Regions from separate parts of the Homo sapiens genome. Here region 2 is linked to region 1. The links are chromatin loops, found by intact Hi-C in ENCODE. Cell type or tissue: HCT116. All regions are shown on one strand. Links, peaks and the distances in the headings refer to the core of each region. The heading gives the core; the rest is flanking DNA.

The links. Peaks named below come from ENCODE experiments on the same cell type or tissue, not always from the same donor. Only the 100,000 strongest peaks of a DNase experiment are listed, where the experiment ranks them.
Region 2: it touches region 1 in a loop (6-fold over the local background); 33 of 110 quality-filtered maps call a loop at or near these places.

What each region holds. Positions count from the first base shown.
Region 1 is chr19:17,572,644-17,575,551 of GRCh38, reverse strand. The region is part of intron 6 of COLGALT1 (collagen beta(1-O)galactosyltransferase 1); the gene reads right to left. Among named protein-coding and RNA genes, the nearest start is that of COLGALT1, 18 kb to the right of the region's middle. In HCT116, for the core only: a CTCF peak has its summit at 1,261 (motif pointing right); a DNase peak (open chromatin) is centred at 1,297; H3K27ac peaks cover 845 bases.
Region 2 is chr19:17,440,114-17,443,021 of GRCh38, reverse strand. All of the region lies in intron 2 of TMEM221 (transmembrane protein 221), which reads left to right. Among named protein-coding and RNA genes, the nearest start is that of TMEM221, 7.1 kb to the left of the region's middle. RefSeq lists a silencer at 1,653-1,702. In HCT116, for the core only: a CTCF peak has its summit at 1,671 (motif pointing left); no DNase peak of the experiment used is centred there.

The sequences.
Region 1 (2,908 bases), core at 206-2,705:
AAAAACTAGCTGGGCGCAGTGGCTCATGCCTGTAATCCCAGCACTTTGGGAGGCCGAGGCAGGTGGCTCACAAGGTCAGGAGATCGAGGCCATCCAGGTTAACACAGTGAAACCCCATCTCCAATAAAAATACAAAAAATTAGCCGGATGTGGTAGCAGGCGCCTGTAGTCCCAGCTACTCGGGAGGCTGAGGCAGGAGAATGGCGTGAACCCAGGAAGCGGAGCTTGCAGTGAGCCGAGATCGGGCCACTGCACTCCAGCCTGGGAGACAGAGCGAGACTCCGTCTCAAAAAAAACAAACAAACAAAAAATAATAAAAATAAAAATACAAAAAATTAGCCAGGCGTGGTGGCAAGCGCCTGTTAAACTCAGCTACTTGGGAAGGTGGGGCAGAATCACTTGAACCTGGGAGGCGGAGGTTGCAGTGAGCCAAGATCGCACCATTGCACTCCAGCCCAGGCGACAGTGCAAGACTCCATCTCAAAAAAATAAAAACCAAAAAAACCAAAAACCTAAATTAACAAATTAGCTGAGCATGGTAGTGGCATGCACCTGTGGTCTCAGCTACTTAGGAGGCTGAGGTGGAAGGATCGCTTGAGTCAAGGAGGTTGAGGCTGCAGTGAGCTGTGATTTTGCCACTGCATTCCAGCCTGGGTAACAGCGAGACTCTGTCTCAAAAAAAGGAAATGACAACACAAATATATGTGAGAACTTAAACTGGGAAAACTCTGGTAGCCACAGAGACGCTTCTCAGGCCCGTTTCTGATGGGAGTTGGTGATAAATGGAGACCCACCACCCCCAACTGTAGCCGGGTGGGACCTGGACACCTAAGTATGCCACTCTTGGGTGTTGTGGGGGGCCTGCCCCAGTGATTGTGCAGTCTCCAGGTGTCACCTCAAAAAGACTCAAAAGTCTCCCCCAGGCCAGGCGCAGTGACACACGCCTGTAATCCCAGCATTCTGGGAGGCCGAGGCAGGTGGATCACCTGAGGACAGGAGTTCGAGGCCAGCCTGGCTAACATGGTGAAACCCCGTCTCTACTAAAAATACAAAATTTGCCAGGTGTGGTGGCAGGTACCTGTAATCCCAACTACTCGGGAGGCTGAGGCAGGGGAATCGCTTGAACCCAGGAGGCGGAGGTTTCAAGTGAGCCCAGAATGCGCCACTGCATTCCAGCCTGGGTGACAAAGTGAGACACCGTCTCAAAAAAAAAAAAAAAGTCTCCCCAAAACACAAAGGGCAGGGTGCTATTCCATCTTGAGCCACCAGGGGGAGCCGCAGATAGACTCGTTCAGAAATCGGTAAGGCTGGGGAAACTGAGCCCCGGGACAGAGGCCTCACCCCTCCCACCCAGTCTCCATCTACGCAGTGGTGGGAATGGCAGTGGCTTTGGCAGGGCTTTCTGCGCCCAGTGCAGGGCGAGGCCCACATTAGCAATGGCTGAGATGGGAGCATCATCCCTAGACAACCTCAATTACAGCTCAGCCCTGCGTGCTCCTCCAGTTTTAGAGGGACGGCTGCTGGTTTCATAGTTCATGGATTTTTTTAAAGTTTTATTTATTTATTTATTGATACAGGGTCTGGCTCTGCTGCCCAGGCTGGAGTGCAGTGAAGCAATCTTGGCTCACTGCAGCTTCGACCTCCTGGGCTCAAGGGATCCTCTCGCCTCAGCCTCCCGAGTAGCTGGGACCACAGGTGTGTGCCATCACGCCTGGCTAATTTTTGTTATTTTTTTTTGGTAAAGACAAGGTTTCACCATGTTGCCCACGATATTCTCAAACTACTGGGTTCCAGGGATCCGCCCACCTTGGCCTCCCAAAGAGCTGGGATAATTATTTTTTATTATTATTATTTTTGAGACAGACTTACTCTATTGCCCAGGCTGTAGTGCAGTGGCACGATTATGGCTCACTGCGGCCTCCAACTCCTGGGCTCAAAGGATTCTCCCACCTCAGCCTCCTGAGTAGCTAGAATACAGGCATGTGCCACCATGTCGGACTAATTAAAAAAAAATTTTTTTTTTTGAGACGGAGTTTCACTCTGTTGCCAGGCTGAAGTGCAGTGGCACGATCTCGGCTCACTGCAACCTCCGCCTCCCAGGTTCAAGTGATTCTCCTGCCTCAGCCTCCCAAGTAGCTGGGACTATAGGCATTCGCTACCACACCCAGCTAATTTTTTTTGTATTTTTAGTAGAGACAGGGTTTCACCATGTTGGTCAGTATGGTCTCCATCTTTTGACCTTGTGATCCGCCCGTCTCGTCCTCCCGAAGTGTTAGGATTACAGGCATGAGCCACCGCACCCGGCCAAAATTTTTTTTAATATAGAGATGGGGTCTCACTATGTTGCCCAGGCTGATCTTGAACTCCTAGGCTCAAGCAATCCTCTTACTTTGGCCTCCCAAAGTGCTGGAATTACAGGTTTGAGTCACCATGCCTGGCCTATACATGCAGTTCTTTAGTGAAAACTTGCTGTCCTCTCAGTTTTCATGTCCTCTATAGCTCCTGACTGTCCTCAGGGGGAAGGTCCCTTCCTCAGCCTGGTCTCTGAGGCCATCCACCCTGGCCCTGGATACCAGCCCCAGGGGATCACTGACCTTGCCTGTTCCCCAGGTTCACGTCCCTTCCAGCCTCCCGGCCTTTGCCCACACTACCACCTCCTGCTGCAATCCCCTTTATGGTGAACTCCTACTCAACCTGCCCCTTAATGCCACCTCCTCCAGGAAGCCCACCCGACAACCCCAAGCATGCTGTGTACAGCTACCTGCAAACCAGCACTCTGTGAGAGCAGACACAACCCTCCACCTCGTTCACACGTGCCGTTGCACCCAGCACCCCCCACAGGGACTTGCATCTGCCTGGCACTCAGTCAGTGCTCATGGGACGGATTTGAGACATCAGTGAAAGGGAG
Region 2 (2,908 bases), core at 206-2,705, 130 kb after region 1:
CAGGCGTGAGCCACCACGCCCGGCCCTGAGCCACCACGCCAGGCCCTCAAAATATTTTTAATGAGATGTGAGCCTAAGGCTCACTGTGGGAATTTATATATGTGAAGTGCACGGAACACTGCATAACTTTTGTTGTTTGACTTAATGAAATGCTCCAGAAGTAGTTTTTTTTTTAAAAAAAGGAGAAGGGATGGATGACTTGTGCATCTGAAATTGTCAGGGGAAGTTGGCTTCAGGTGTGGCTGGATCCAGGCACTCAAATTAGGTTATCAGAAATGCCTCTCAGCCGGGTGTGGTTGCTCACACCTGTAATCCCAGCACTTTGGGAGGCCGAGGCGAGTGGATCACTTGAGGTGGAGTTTGAGACCAGCCTGGGCAACATGGTGAAACTCCATCTCTACTAAGTATACAAAAATTAGCCAAACATTGTGGCATACCCCTGTAATCCCAGCTACTCCAGAGGCTGAGGCAGGAGAATTGTTTGAACCTGGGAGGCAGAGGTTGCACTGAGCCAAGATCATGCCACTGCACTCCAGCCTGGGCGACAGAGTGAGATGCCATCTAAAAAAAAAAAAAAAAGAAAGAAAAGAAAGAAATTAGCCAGGCATGGTGGTTCATGCCTGTAGACCCAGCTACTCAGGAGGCTGAAGGCAGGAGGATCGCTTGAACCCAGGGGGCGGAGGTTGCAGTGAGCCGAGATTGTGCCATTGCACAGCCTGGGTGACAGAGTGAGACTCTGTCTCAAAAATGATGTTGTTGATAATAATAATAATAATAAAAGAAAAAAGAAACAGAAATGCTTGTCACTTCACCTGTTCATCTGCTGTTCCCTGAATGGGCTTCTCTCTGAGAAAGATGCCTCTATCTGTAAGCACTTTTGACACGATGCCTGGAGCCTTGAGTCTTTGCACAGGCCAACAGAAATATTAAAGACCTAGGGAATAAGATATCCTCATTCTAAAATACAAGAACAATTACAAAAGGAAAAAAAAGGTAACATTATGTCAGCCTCACTAAGCGTAAAATTGAGAATTCATTCACCTCCCATTTAGATTGTTTTTGAGGCTAGGTGACCTCATTCAGCAAGAATTCCCAAGCACATCCAACCAATCATCCATTCATCGCTAGCTAGAACTAAAAGAATAATTACAAAATCCCTTTCAAAATGTTTCCAGCCAAAAAAAAAAAAAAAGTCCTTGGCCTTGCTTTCACATGTGGGACATCATGCAGTGTGATATCTTCCAAAGCAATAGTACAGAGCCAGAGAACGCGTATAAACAGCCTGGAAAGTGCCAAAAAAAAAAGTCCCCCATGTGTTCTGGGCCCCTCTCCTACCAATACCCTAGACGCTGCAGGAAAATCTATCTGTCCCAGTAGCCCAGGCTAAAGTCTCAGGGCTGACTCTGATAGGCTGAGCTTGGGCCATGTAATATTCCTCCACCAATCACTAACATCAGGGGAAGCAATTAATGCTCTGATTGGCTGAGCTTGGTCCAATGAGGACATCATTGATGCCAAAGTGGCTTAGTGATCCCAAATCCACTCTGCAGTGTAGAGATAGGGACCAAACCAGGGATTCTCCACTGAGACTGATTCTGGCCTCAGAGGAACTTTTGTCACTGCCTGGAGACATTTTTGGTGGTCGCCACAGAGTTGAGGGTGGGATGCTACTGACATCTAGTGGGTAAAAGCTGCTAAACGTCCTACGATGCACCACCACTAAGAATGGTGCCAACTGTATGCTGGAGAGGCTGATGGAGGGCTAGCTAGCTCAGGTCCTCAAAGTCCCTTCTTTTTTTTTTTTTTTTTTCTCTGAGATGGAGTCTTGCTCTGTTGCCCAGGCTGAAGTGCAGTAGAGTGATCCCAGCTCACTGCAACCACCACCTCCCAGATTCAAGCGATTCTCCTCCCTCAGCCTCCCAAGTACCTGGGATTACAGGAGCCCACCAGCACGCCCAGCTAATTTTTGTATTTTTAGCAGAGACGGGGTTTCATCATGTTGGCCAGGCTGGTCTCAAACTCCTGGCCTCAAGTGATCCGCCCACTTCGGCCTCCCAAAGTGCTGGGGTTACTGGCGTGAGCCACCACGCCCGGTCCCTCAAGGTCCCTTCTTATTCACATTGGCTAACTGAGGCCAGAGAGGGGTTGTGAATCTCTCAATGCCCCCCAAGCCTGGGGCGTGGCAAACCTGTGGGCACCAGAGAGTAGAGAGCAGAGGCTGGCTCCTCCACCTTGACCCTCACCCCCACCCCAGGCAGAGACAGACAGAGATGCAGGACCCTGAGAGCTGAGTTGCTGGGGGTGTTTCTGGTTTTGTTTGTTTAGAGACAGGGTCTTGCTATGTAGCCCAGGCTGGACTTGAACTCCTGGCTCAAGCAATCCTCCTGCCTCAGTCTCCCAATCCATGTAGCTGGGACTACAGGTGTACACCACCATACCCAGTTAAGTTGCAGTTTCACTGTGGCAAAGTACACATAACAAAAACATTACCATTTTAGGCCGGACGCGGTGGCTCACGCCTGTAATCCCAGCACTTTGGGAGACCGAGGCGGGCAGATCACGAGGTCAGGAGATCGAGACCATCCTGGCTAACAAGGTGAAACCCCATCTCTACTAAAAATACAAAAATTAGCCGGGTGTGGTGGCGGGCGGCTGTAGTCCCAGCTACTCGGGAGGCTGAGGCAGGAGAATGGCGTGAACCCGGGAGGCAGAGCTTGCAGTGAGCCGAGATTGCGCCACTGCACTCCAGCCTGGGTGACAGAGCGAGATTCCATCTCAAAAAAAAAAAAAAAAAAAAAATACCATTTTAACCAGTGTATTTTATTTCCATTTTTTGAGACAGGGTCTCGCTGTGTCACCCAGGCTGGAGTGCAGTGGTGTGATCATAGCTCACTGCAGCCTCCATGTC